Regions from separate parts of the Homo sapiens genome. Here region 1 is linked to region 2. A link is a contact called in ENCODE Hi-C or POLR2A ChIA-PET data. All regions are on one chromosome and are shown on one strand. Each heading gives the region's core, a stretch centred on a gene start or an enhancer-like site at or near the end of the contact. The rest is flanking DNA. Distances are from core to core; before and after follow the strand shown. Region 1 has its middle 61 kb from the start of LINC00598. Region 2 overlaps LOC124903162.

What was found. A loop is a pair of places that touch in the nucleus more often than their neighbours do. ChIA-PET counts read pairs that join two places held with the same protein, here RNA polymerase II (POLR2A). Pooled maps may share reads with other maps.
Region 1: a map of endothelial cell of umbilical vein shows a loop between it and region 2 (9-fold over the local background). The contact joins two enhancer-like sites. A Hi-C loop is called at or near these places in 1 of 168 maps with a recorded cell type or tissue (endothelial cell of umbilical vein) and 2 of 50 pooled maps. POLR2A ChIA-PET finds 5 or more read pairs at or near these places in 1 of 52 experiments (activated CD4-positive, alpha-beta T cell).

The regions. Positions count from the first base shown.
Region 1 is chr13:40,538,832-40,545,355 of GRCh38, forward strand. No RefSeq gene overlaps it. Among named protein-coding and RNA genes, the nearest start is that of LINC00598, 61 kb to the left of the region's middle. RefSeq lists enhancers at 1,351-1,900, 1,901-2,450, 2,451-2,998. Within about 2 kb of position 1,725, at least 7 of the 41 ENCODE cell types and tissues checked have a DNase peak (open chromatin) inside an H3K27ac peak, as active enhancers do; they include endothelial cell of umbilical vein, where a contact is called at or near this core.
Region 2 is chr13:40,189,398-40,195,860 of GRCh38, forward strand. The region is part of intron 1 of LOC124903162; the gene reads right to left. LINC00548 (long intergenic non-protein coding RNA 548) reads right to left here. Exons shown (of 6, transcript NR_033877.1): 6 at 5,112-6,463. Among named protein-coding and RNA genes, the nearest start is that of LINC00332, 11 kb to the left of the region's middle. Within about 2 kb of position 3,605, at least 11 of the 41 ENCODE cell types and tissues checked have a DNase peak (open chromatin) inside an H3K27ac peak, as active enhancers do; they include endothelial cell of umbilical vein, where a contact is called at or near this core.

The sequences.
Region 1 (6,524 bases), core at 475-2,974, 350 kb after region 2:
TTAAACAGGTTATACATTTCTGGCAAGATTCCCACAGAGGTGACGTGCCCTTTTCAGTGCATCATATAAGAAAGTATATGAGGAAACTGAGGCCCAAGAGCTTAAATAATTTCCTCAAAGGCAAATGGCTAATAATGGACAGAGCTGGTACTCAAGTTTGCACAACTAAAAAGGCGTTGGTCTTTTTACCTTTCCCTAACTTCCAGAATGTAGAAACCATACTTTAAGCAATATACAGGTTATGTAATACATGAAACACAGTGTGCTATATTATTGCAGGTACAATATGGATATACAGGCCAGGCGCGGTGGCTCACGCCTGTAATCCCAACACTTTGGGAGGCCAAGTAGGGTGGATCATTTGAGGCCAGGAGTTCAAGACCAGCCTGTCCAACATGGTGAAACCCTGTCTCTACTAAAAATACAAAAATTAGCCAGGCGTGGTGGCATGTGCCTGTAATCCCAGCTACTAGGGAGGCTGAGGCACGAGAATCACTTGAGCCTGGGAGGTGGAGGTTGCAGTGAGCTGAGATGGCACCACTGCACTCCAGCCTGGGCAACAGAGTGAGACCCTGTCTCAAAAAAAAAGTACATGATGTCGATTTATCTTACCACTGGTGATGATAATCTTGATCATTTGGCAAAAGTGGTATCTTCCAGGTTTTTCCACTGTAATCTCATTCTTTTCCCCCTTTATAATTAGAAAATATTTGAGGGGAGATGCTTTGTAGATTTGGAGATGCTTTGATTATGTAGATATCCTATTTCTCCCTTTTGCCCTCTAACTTACCATTCATCAGTAGATCTTTCTAAGGCAATTATTACTGTGATATTTTAAGGGTGATCTTCCATTTCCCTCTTATGCAATAGAAGAAAAGTAACGGGTAACTATTGTGTATAAACAGGGTGTCCACGTGATTTGTCATTCAAACCAGGACACTTTTGAAAGTGAAAGAGGGTACTGTTAATAACTACAGTATGGCAACAAGCGTAAGTTTGTCCTGGGAAAACTGGGATGCACAGTCACTCTATGTGTAAAATTGACTCTCCAGCTCAAAACAACAGAGACGGGTCAACATTTACTGAAAGTATCTGTATCTTCGAGAAAATCAACAGCAATCTTTGGTGGGGTTTTGAGGGGAAACAGATCATCTTATAGCTGAGTTAAATGTGCAAAGGAATAGAAACTGCTGGCTTGTGGAAGATAATTGTGAAAGAGAATCAAGGGCTAGGAAGCAGAAGCCATAAGCAGCCTAATATACAAGAAATAATCCCCCTCGTCCAATCAAGAGAGAATGCAAACCTGCCTATGAACCAGCTGAAAAGTATCTGTTCCTGCGAAAGGGACTAGTATGTCGCATAAACTCATTAGTCTTTCAAACCCTAAACACTTTCTTCTCTCATATCAAGGCCAATTTTGAGTATTCTGTTTAATAATTTCCTTCACACATCTAGTCACTTAGATCATTTCCTTTTAGAAGACACTAAGCCACGAAGAAGGTAAAATGGGGAATCTCACCAGGGAGGGCGTGTTCCCTCTGATGGTGTTCTCCTATATTTATTTGGAAAAGGTTTCAGACCCCAGCATCTGCCCAAGCTGTCTCCAGTTGGTCTATAGTGGGAAACACCTCTTTGGCACAAAGTCATGACCCAGTATTATTTTTTCCCATTCTACTGAGGAGGAAACGGAGCCTTTGTGAGGGGCAAAGGATCTGTTTAAATTCCTGACTTGACACAGTAAGCGGCCAGAGTAGGGATGACTCATGCTGTAGCTATGGGCCTCCTCTTTCAACTTTAATGGGAATAGTCAACATCCTATTATTTGAATGTTTATCCTGGGTTCATATTATTTCACACAGCGAAAGGCATTTAATGGTAGAAATATTTTCAAACCTAAAAAGTTAAAGGAGAGGAAAATCTTCCACATATCCATACTGGAGACAATGGCGTGGAAGAAACCCGTACGGAAGATCAGAGATTGTTTGATAAATCTGTCACCTTATGTGGAAAGCCATAGTGTCTATGAATAATAATTTCCAGCTCAGAGGATCTGATGAGTGCTTCAGTTAGACCCTGCCCCCAGAGTGCTCAGAACATAATGATTATTTTTCTTGTTGTTGTAAATATTAATAAGCAACAACTGTAGCCTAACACTGTGCGGAAAACTTAAAAACTAGTGATACAAAGCAGATAAATAACTCTAGAAATTATTCCGGGCATTCCTGGAGCTATTCAAGATAGAGGATAGGGCATCCAAATAGTCATTTCAAGGAATTATAACCACAAGAGTTTTCAGCTAATGAATTTAGAAGAAATGGTAGAACTGGGCCAGGCATGGTGGCTCATGCCTGTAATCCCAGCACTTTGACTGAGGCAGGCGGATCACCTGAGGTCAGGAGTTCAAGACCAGCCTGGCCAACATGGCGGACACCCATCTCTATTCAAAATACAAAAATTAGCTGGGTGTGCTGGCATGTGCCTGTAGTCCCAGCTACTTGGGAGGCTGAGGCACGAGAATCACTTGAAGCTGGAACCCAGGAGGCAGAGGTTGCAGTGAGCTGAGATCACGCCAGTGCTCTCCAGCCTGGGAGACAGACCAAGACTCTGTCTCAAACAAAAAAAAAGGAAGAAGAAATGGTAGAATTAGAATATCACCATTTTGTAATCTTCATGAAATAATGACAATAACAATGGTCATCAATGGCTGCTAATATCATACAAAAGGCAAGTGGACATCATGTGCTTCCCACCCTGTCTAGTCGCAGAATACTATAAAGTATTCTTGACAAAGACTGGACCTAGGCTAGGCGCAGTGGCTCACGCCTGTAATCCCAGCACTTGGGAGGCCAAGGTGGGTGGATCACCTGAAGTCAGGAGTTCGAGACCAGCCTGACCAACATGGCGAAACCCTGTCTCTACTAAAAATACATCAATTAGCTGGGTGTAGTGGCAGGTGCCTGTAATCCCAGCTACTCAGGAGGCTGAGGCAGGAGAATCGCTTGAACCTGGGAGGCGGAGGTTGCAGTGAGCTGAGAGCTTACCATTGCACTCCAGCCTGGGTGACAAGAGCAAGACTCCATCTCCAAAAAAGAAAGAAAAAAAAAAAGAAAAAAAAGACTGGACCTAAATATGACCAAGCCTCTAGATCTAGTTTTCAGGTTACACAGGGGCAGAGAAATATACTAATGGCACCATGAGGATAAAATCAGCAAAGTCCAAACTATGAGACACGCTACAAATGACACAGTTTCTTAAAAACAGTACCAAAAAAAAAAATGGGGGTGACCTGTACACTAAGAAAAACTCTTAGAATACATATCAAAAAAAGCAATGTATTGCCAGGCATAATGGCTCACGCCTGTAATCCCAGCACTTTGGGAGGCCGAGGCAGGCAGATCACGAGGTCAGGAGTTCAAGACCAGCCTGGCCAACATGGTGAAACCCTGTCTCTACTAAAAATACAAAAAAATTAGCCAGGCGTGCACCTGTAATCCCAGCTACTCGGGAGGCTAAGGCAGGAGAATTGCTTGAACCTGGAAGGCGGAGGTTGCAGTGAGCCGAGATTGTACCACTGCACTCCAGCCTGGATGACAGAATAAGACTCTGTCTCAGAAAAAAAAAAAAAAGCAATGTATTATAATATGGATGTTATCTGGATTCTAATTTGTATTAACAAATCATAAGAAAAACCTAAAAAGTAAGTGAGAAAATGTGAACATTGTGCTAACTGGGTATTTGATAATATTAAGAAATTTTATTCTTTATGTATTATGCTGCGTTTTGTGGTTATGCTTTTCTTGTTGTTGCTTTTTTTAGTTTCTGTGCACATATATAAACACAATGTCATTAGAAGAAAACATAAGAGAATACAGGGGAAAGTAAAGATTTCTTGATGAAGACACAGAAAGCACAAATCACAAAAGAAAAAAAGTAATAAATTGAACTTCATCAAAATTTAAAATTGTTCATCAAAAGGCACTCAAGAAAATAGGTAACATTAGGAGAAAATATGTGCAACACCTGTGTCTGAATATATATTATATCTAATCTATATCATGTACAAAGATATTACATACTTATATACACATACATTCCTATAGCTTATATGCAGAATATATACAGACCTCCTACAACTCAATAAAAAAACAAAAAATAATAAAATAATAAAAAGACAATGCAATTTAAACATGGATAAAATACTTGAATAGACACTTCACAAGACATACAAATGGTCAATAAGCACATGAAAAAGCATTCACCATCATAATCATCAGGGAAATGCAAGTTAAAATCATAATAAGATACCACTACAAACACTAAAATAGCTAAAATTAACAAGATGAAAAATACCAGATTTTGGAGAGGACATGGAACAACCAGAACTCTCATGCATTGCTGGTGGGAGTGTAAACTGGTACAGCCACTTTGGAAAACCATTTGGCATTTTCTTAAAAAATTGAATATACCTATGATCCTGCAATCACATTCCTAAGTATCCCACTCAAGAGAAATGAAAATATAATGCCCACAAAAAAAATGTGTACAAAAGTGTGTATAGCACCTTTATCCATAATAGTCAAAAATTGGAAATAGCCCAGATGTCTATCAACAGAAGAATGGATAAACCAACTGGTATATCTACACATTGCAATACTACTTAAAAATAAAAAGGACCTAGCTGGGCGTGGTGGCTCACGCCTGTAATCCCAGCACTTTGGGAGGCTGAGGTGAGTGGATCACTTGAGGTCAGGAGTTTGAGACCAGCCTGGCCAACATAGTCTATACTAAAAATAAGAAAATTTTTAGTATAGACTAAAAATAAGAAAAATTTTAGTCTATACTAAAAATAAGAAAATTAGCTGGGTGTGGTGGTGCATGCCTGTAATCCCAGCTACTTGGGAGGCTGAGGCAGGAGAATCCCTTGAACCCGGGGGGCGGAGCTTGCAGTGAGCTGAGTTCGCACCCTTGTACCCAAGCTGGGCAACAGAATGAGACTTCATCTCAAAACAATAATAATAAAAATAAATAAAAAGGACCAAATTATTGATACAAGCAACAACATGAACGAATTTCAAAAATAATACGCAAGTAAAAGAAGCCAGGAGCAAAAAAATGTACATAGTAAATGATATGATTCCATTTATTTCAAATTCTAGAATAATAACCAAGGATTATTGAGGATGAGGATACAGTCACGTACTGCATAACGTTTTGGTCAGAGATGGACCACACATGACAGTGATCTTACAAGATAATAGAGCTGAACATTGTCTATCACCTGGTAACATGGTAGCTGTTGTACTGCCCTAGAGCAATGCATACTTGTGTGTTTGTGGTGATGCTTGTATGAACCAACCTACCGCACTGCCAGTCATACAAAAGTACAGCACATACAATTATGTACAATACATAATCCTTGATAATGATAATAAATGACCATGTTACTGTTTTTTATGGTTTAGAGTGTACTCCTTCTACATATATATATATTTTAAATGTTAACTGTAAGACAGCCTCAGGCAGGTCCTGCAGGAGGTATCCAGAAGAAGGCCTTGTTATCATAATAGGAGATGACAGCTCTATGCATGTAATTGCCCCTGCAGACCTTCCAGTGGGACAAGATGTGGAGACGAAAGACAGTGATATTGATGATCCTGACCCTGTGAAGGCCTAGGCTAATGTGTGTGTTTGTGTCTTCGTTTTTAACAAAAACATTTAAAAAGTAAAAATATAGGCCAGGTACAGTGGCTCACACTTGTAATCCCAACACCTTAGGAGGCCAAGACAGGAGGATTGCTTGAGGCCAGGAGTTCAAGACCAACTTGGGTAATGTAGTGAGAACTTGTCTCCACCCAAAAAAAAAGTAAAAAAATTAAACAATTTAAGAATAGAAAAAACCTTATAGAATAAGGATACAAAGAAAGTATTTTAGACAGCTATACAATGTATGCATTAAGTGTTGTTAAAAGAGTCAAAAAGCCAAAAAAAATTTCAAGTTAATAAAGGTACAGTAAGCTAAGGTTAATTTATTATTGAAGAGGGAAACTATCTGGTACAAACGTAGCGTAGCCTAAGTGCACAGCATCTATCAAGTCTCCAGAAGTATACAGTAATATCCCGGGCCTTCACATTCACTCACCACTCACTCACTCACTCACCAGAGCAACTGCCGGTCCTGCAAGCTCCATGCATGTTAAGTGCCCTATAGAGGTGTACCATTTTTGTCTTTTATACCATATTTTTACTGTACCTTTTCTATGCTATGTTTAGATATGTTTAGATAACAAATACCACTGTGCTATAGTTGCCTACAGTATTCAGTACAGTAATATGCTGTACAGGTGTGTAGCCTAGGAGCCACAGGCTGTACCATTATACCCCAGGTGTGTAGTAGGCTATACCATCTAGATTTGTCCAAGTGCACTCTACGATGTCCACGTAACAACAGAATTGCTTAACCATACATTTCTCAGAACACATCCCTGTTGTTAAGCGACGCTTGACTGTGTATGAAGCAAGTTTAG
Region 2 (6,463 bases), core at 2,355-4,854:
CTCTTTAACTAATGTGGATTTTTATTAAGCAGTTGTTTGACATTCAATGTCAGATGGGTTACAAGGAAAGCTGATGTTTAGAAGGATGTACTGTGTGTTGGGCATCATCCCAGACTCTGTCTTTTAATTCGGGTCGTAAAACTTACGCATCTTTATACAGTAGATACGACTTAACCCAATATTTTTTCAAAAGAGAAACAAGTTTTATACCTTGCACAAAACCACAGGTGGTGAAGGCAGAATACAAACTGAGGGCCTGTCTGACTCAGAAGCCCACGATGTTTCCTATCCTATCTCCTCAGTTACCAAAAAGAGGTTCACAGCACTGGACCAGAGAGAGACCTTGGATGTTAACTCCACCAGCCTCTAATTTTGCAGAGAAGAATGCGCTACAGCAGAGGTTAGGTTACTTGCCTAAGGCTTACTCAGTAAATTTGGTGATGTAGCTAAATTCATCACCAAATTTGGCTGCCACTCAGTCTCTAAATCGCTTGCCTGGTGTCCTCTCCACCCTCACCCCCACCCCTACCCCAGCCGTGCCCCAGGCACTATCCATAGATGAAAAGAGACAGCCATCCTCAGCACCCTCCAGACCAGAGCAAGCTGAGAACAGTTGATGCCTCCCCAGAGCTCCTGACACAACTCCAGTGCTGTGGAGGAGGCCCATCCCACAGAGCTGCTGCAAGAAGAAGATGCTGGGAGCTGAGCTGCTCCCTGGCAATCGCCTCCAGGCCAGCTCAAGCCATGCTAAGGGATGGGGGTCATAGGGACAAAAGGGCATTGTGTGTGAGAGAGGGAGTGGGGAGGGAGTGTGGGGAGGAATGCACTGGCAATTTCTTCCTCTCCCAAAGCTTTCCTCGCCCAGCTGTCTCGTGGCAAAGGAAGGACCCTCCCTGGAGGGGCTGGCAGCCCACCATGGATGCCTGGAGACTGGAGCTGATTGATTGTGTTATTAGATTTCCTCCAAAGGACAGAGGGCTTCATTTAGCTGGCATTGTGTCACTTGCTACAATGGCCCCTGAGTATATAGACGCTGCCTTATGCCGTTCCCTTTAATTCCCTTCAAATAGGGACATTTAAAAAGAGTCCAATAACATTTTTCTGAAAGGAACCTCCACCTCCTTTTTTTAAAGAACAGAATCATTTGTTTCCAAAAGGGGGCCCTCCAAAAGAAGCTGGAGGAGCAGAAACCATTTTAATAGCATCTTCTCTTTGCTGAATTGTGTCTTCATTTTACACTGCGGCTTTATTCTCTGCCCCTTTGACACAGCCAGCTGCCTTTCACGTTCCAGCTCAGAAACAGGCTGGCTTCAGGCTGTAACAGGCACCAGCTTCCAAAGCCCTTTCTCCAGATGACTCACGTTAGCTTGTGTGAGCCTGTGAGCCCCACACCACAGCTCCCAGACCTTTGTTCCTTTGCAAAGTGCATTTAAGCTCCAAGTACTAAAACAGTGTCTACCTAAGTCTCCTGCCTTACATTGGAGTGAAATAATTAATTACACAGTGGAGTGTCTGGTTCCTATCTTGTTCAGGTTCATCCTGTTATCAACTCAGCAGCTGGAGGAAGTGACATCACGTGCCCAAGCTCGGCTTTGAAGCTGGAGGTGCATACCGAGACACTGTATGTGGTACTGCACTCTGGCCAGGAAACATCACCCTTGGACCATCTGTTAAACTATTTAAAAAAAAAAAAAAAGTTGGGACATCAGTTTCTTAACTAGAGTTTCAAATCCTATTGTTCAAATGGTGAGAAAAGCCTTTTGTGAATTCTGCTCTTAGCCTGGAAGGTTATAAAAGGAGTGGAGATAAGTTCCTGCAAGTGTCTTGAAAATTAAATCCTTTTATAGAAAGCATAAATATATGTGGGGCTAGGTGGGGGGAATGCTCCACTGAGCAGGCTCCCATGTAACTAGTGAAGCAGATCCATTTAATGCTAGTCACCAGGATTTCTTTGCCCGAGTATTCCAAGCCCTGGTCTGGGGCTGCTTTTCTACTCCTATGAAAAAGTGCTTTATCAACTGCTTATCTCAAGTTTTTCTTAGTGAGTAACAGCTCTGGGAACTCTCTGTGTGGATCTGAACAGCATGCAAAATCATTTTACTTTTAAGACAAAAGACATTAGCTTCCTGTAGCTTTCTTAGCCATCTCTACCTCTCTTCCTTTCCCACCCACTTTTCCCTCCCCTCCCCTTCTTCCAACCCCCATGGCACTAAATAAAATGCTTAGAAAATGAAGGCCACAGCTGCCCTTTCTTCCCATTAAAACAATCAAGAATGATGGTGGGTTTAATATATTTGATTAGAGAAACTCCAATTTGGTGCACTTGAATCAGCTGCCTTTGTCTTCAGCTCCCGATGGCCCGATTTCAGTGGAATGTCCTCTGCTGTCCACTGCCAGCTCAGGCTGGGAGAAAATTCAGACGCTGAAAGCATTGGCTTGGCATGCTCAGAAACACGGTATTTATGCTGTAGAAGATGCCAGGCCCACTTCTTCCTAATCAGAGGGAGCGCCACTTCATTAAATCGTGGTCACTTACTGGTGACCCTCATAGTTGTAGCCCTGGGGGGCCTGTGGTACTCTTTAGCAATGTTAATTTTTCATGGATTTTATTGCTTTCCTTCATTGATATTGGCTGTTGAAATTCCAGCCTGAATCCTGTTCAAACAACCCAGGAGATTCTGGTACCCAACTTGCACAGAGGAAGTTCAGAGAATAATAATCACATTTACATATGGAGTCTCTTTCATTCAAAGAACAAATAGAAAACTAATGGAAAATAAGAAAATGTGTCATCATTTCCCCACAAGGTGTTATTAAACAGGTTTGAAATATTGCCTGGGCAGCCCCAAACTTGTAGGGTACTTGAGAAGGAATTGATCTCCTTGGGGGCTGGAGGCTTGGCAAACACAGCTTATTTGCACTTAAAGTTTATAGAGATTTTTAGGAAGGGCTCTCTTGAAATATTCTAAATAAATGTATGCTCCAAGAATAAGTACAAGAATGAATTCAGGATAAGAGTTTAAATTCCTATCAAAGACATATTGAAATGCTACAGAGTTTGTAGGGGTTTATTTGAATATATTTTAATCCCTACCATGGCCAAAGTCAGAGATTGGAGTTAGATGGATGAGGTCACAAAGACTGCTAAACTCATTTTCTACACTTTTATGAAGCGAAATCCCCACGTCTCCCAGTATCCACCCCAAGTCAGCCGCCTAGCTGAGCCCCTGCCCAGTGACTTCTCCACCCAGGCTCTGTGGTAGGAAACCAAAGCCCAGGGACACAGCCAAGTTAGAAATAGCATTCAGGCTTTTGGGTCCCAGTGTCCATGCCCAGTCTGTGAGTTGGCCTGTCAACAACATGGACAAGGGACATGCTGGGTTCTGCCAGGCTCAGGAAGAGTGGCCCGGGAAGGAGGGCTTCCCGTCCTCCACAGCCCTGGCAGTGAGCATCTCGCCATCACCTCAGGGGTGGGTGGGTGGGGGCTGGATGTCACTCAGAGACCAGTGTGGTCCCCATCAGCTTTGCAGGCGCTGCAAGCCCAAGTCCTCAGAGGAGACCTGGTTACAGTCTGTCTCCACACTCAAAGGCACTCTGGTCGTGGGGCAAGAAGAATGAGCACAGCCTTCTGGGAGGGACGGTTTCCCAAGAGCAGCACCCACACACAGGGAAGGACTCTGAGAGAAGGTGCCGAGCCTGGCGGTGTGAATGAGCTCCATGCTTCTCCTTGGGAGAAACGAAAGCCTTTCTAGACACTGAGGGAGCAGAGTACAGGCAGCTAAGGCCCACACGGCCCCCCAAGGTGCATCAGATAACTTTAGTTACAAAAATACAACAAAGAGCTGGCTGCATTTTACCTCCCCTTCCACTGTAAAAGTCGAGATTTAAGATTCCTGTTGTATAAGAATTAATATGAAAAGAATTTTGTATCCTATTATGGCATTGTGTTATAATAATGGAATGCTCTCCCCGCCCAATCTGGCTTACTGTCCCCTAGATCTTGCCAATGATTATTCAGTTCCACAGTGTGTGAGTGTTGCTGTGGGGACAGCCTCCTGAGCCTGAAAGAAAGAGGCCATGAATGCTTCAAGCTGGAAAACGGCATAGTCAGCCCTCCGCCCCGGGCACCCCTATCTACGCACACTCAGACACACACACGGGGACACACACACTTCACCCAGCGGTTTTACTATCTTCCAAGCTAACCTGGACTTGCATGGGAAGTTTAATACTTGGACAACTGCAGCTGTATGAGCAGCTCATTGTCTCTGACGTGACACACAATGGGTTCCAGAAAAGGAAAACAAAATACTCTTTAAACTGTGCTGCATTCTGTTTGGAAATCGAGAGTCCAGGCAAAGGGTTTTCCTTGACAAACCAGAACAGGGGTGTTGTTGCTGCACTTTAATTTTGCTTGGTAACTGGATCTTGTTCCCCTGAGCATAAAGATTTAACAGAGTTTCTCCAGAATTTACCAATTCAGAGAGTTCTGAACAGCTAAGTAGGGGTGGGCAGGGGAAAATGTGTTTTTAACTCATCACATGTCCGCAGGATTCTTAAGGAGAAAACGGCGACCGGTTCTTTTCCATGTCCCCCGGAACAAAGCAAGGAGAAATGAACTTCAGCTGCAGCAGGTGAGATTCAAGTGAGACATGAGAAAAGTTTTCCAGCCTGAGGAATGTTGACTAGAATGTATCACTGAGTGAGGATGCTGAAACACTGCGGAAGATCCATGGGTCTGGCTAATTACCGCGTAGTAAGGGGTGGAACCCTTGGATTCTACGGAAGCTCCTGGCTGGTTAGGTGCTGATAATGGTGTGTTGTTTCATTTTGTTTCAAGATTTCTAGTTGTTAGGCTCCCATTGTCACATATTTCCCTCAAATCAACTCCCTCTGAATCACCCTATTTGGAGGGAGACACTATTCTCCATTTCCGCTCGGCCACTTCCAGCCTCACCCGCTCTTTATAATCTTCAGTGAGGAAATGCCTCTCACAGTCACTCTTCCTTCCCTACCATGGCACCGAACCACAGATTCCCAGCATTGAACAATGGCCATGGAAGATGTATCTGGTTGAGTTTGTTGTTTGTGTTTTTTTTCTTTTCCTTTTTCTTAATAGAATTCCTTCAATTACACGTATGTTTTCAGCAGCCGGGCCAATCCTCCTCCTCACAGGGGTGAGGTCAGCAAACCCAGGAAGCTCTCAGAGCCAAGAAAGCCTCAGATCCAGGAGGAAGTAGTTATGGATGCCCATAGCTGAAGTGCTCTGTGTCCACTGGAAGTAAAAGGAGCAGGTTCCTGCCGAAGAATGTACAGACGACGTGAAATCATGTGTGGCTACACTGAAGCTAAAGGCTGCCAGCCAACCATAGCCAGTTGGGGATATAAACCTCTAAAAACCAAAACTGGGGAAAAATGGCTCCCCATTTTCTGAGGTACTCTTGGAGCACAAGCTGAATGAAAACCAATCATCATTGCCCTGCCTAGCATGAAGCAGAATGAAAAGAAGGCAGATAATATTTCCTCCCCTGAACCACTCATCCATATCTGCTCTATTCAGATATTTGTGCCTAGGCAACTGCACCCACCCCTCTCAGCATTTACCCACAGATCCTCAAAACCAAGCCCTAGCACAATCGACTCCAGTGAAAATTAAAAAAGCTATCCCAAACATCTCCAAGCTTCTTTCCTCTGCAACTTCCCTCCTTCTTCTTCATCACCAGTTATACCACCAAAGTATCTACAACTGCTCAGATGCAGGCAAACTACCCTGAAAGTGCTCACATGTATTTCTTCCTTCCCTTGAGGGTGATATTCTACAGTAATTCCATTATGTTTACAAATAGAAAAGTTATTTCAATACATCTGTATATTATATATATGTATATATATACACACATAGCTTTTATATCACTGACACAGTGTTACATGCAATAAAGAGAGGAATTATTTATATCAGTACAATTTCCAAATTAGTAATTGCTCGCATTGAATTAGGTACTGTACAAATGGATTACAATGCAAATATATAAGCTATATACAAGCTTATAATTTTGAAAATATTCAAACTTGGGACATTTACGGGTATGTTTTGAGATGTGCCTATACCTGTGCATCACAACAGTGCCATAGGTCAGTTTTTCTGAGATTCAGGTGTCCATCGGATCTCCTGATGAGCCACAGGCCCTCAGAGAGGTCTACATGGTAGCTACAGGTCAACAGATGGCATGAACAAGGGCATTTCCTCCAGCCGAAGACTATGAGAACATCTATCTCTGAGAACATCAGAGTCTGCCCTCTGATACTCAGAAGAAGGTAGACATGAGCCCAGACACCTAGCTTGACTCCAGCCTCCATTAGCCGCTCCTCCAGGATGAACCATCCAATAAGACATTTAGTACATACCATTCGAATGCCCCAAATTCAGGGAAACATACAGTTAAAATAGGTCACAGGTAGACTT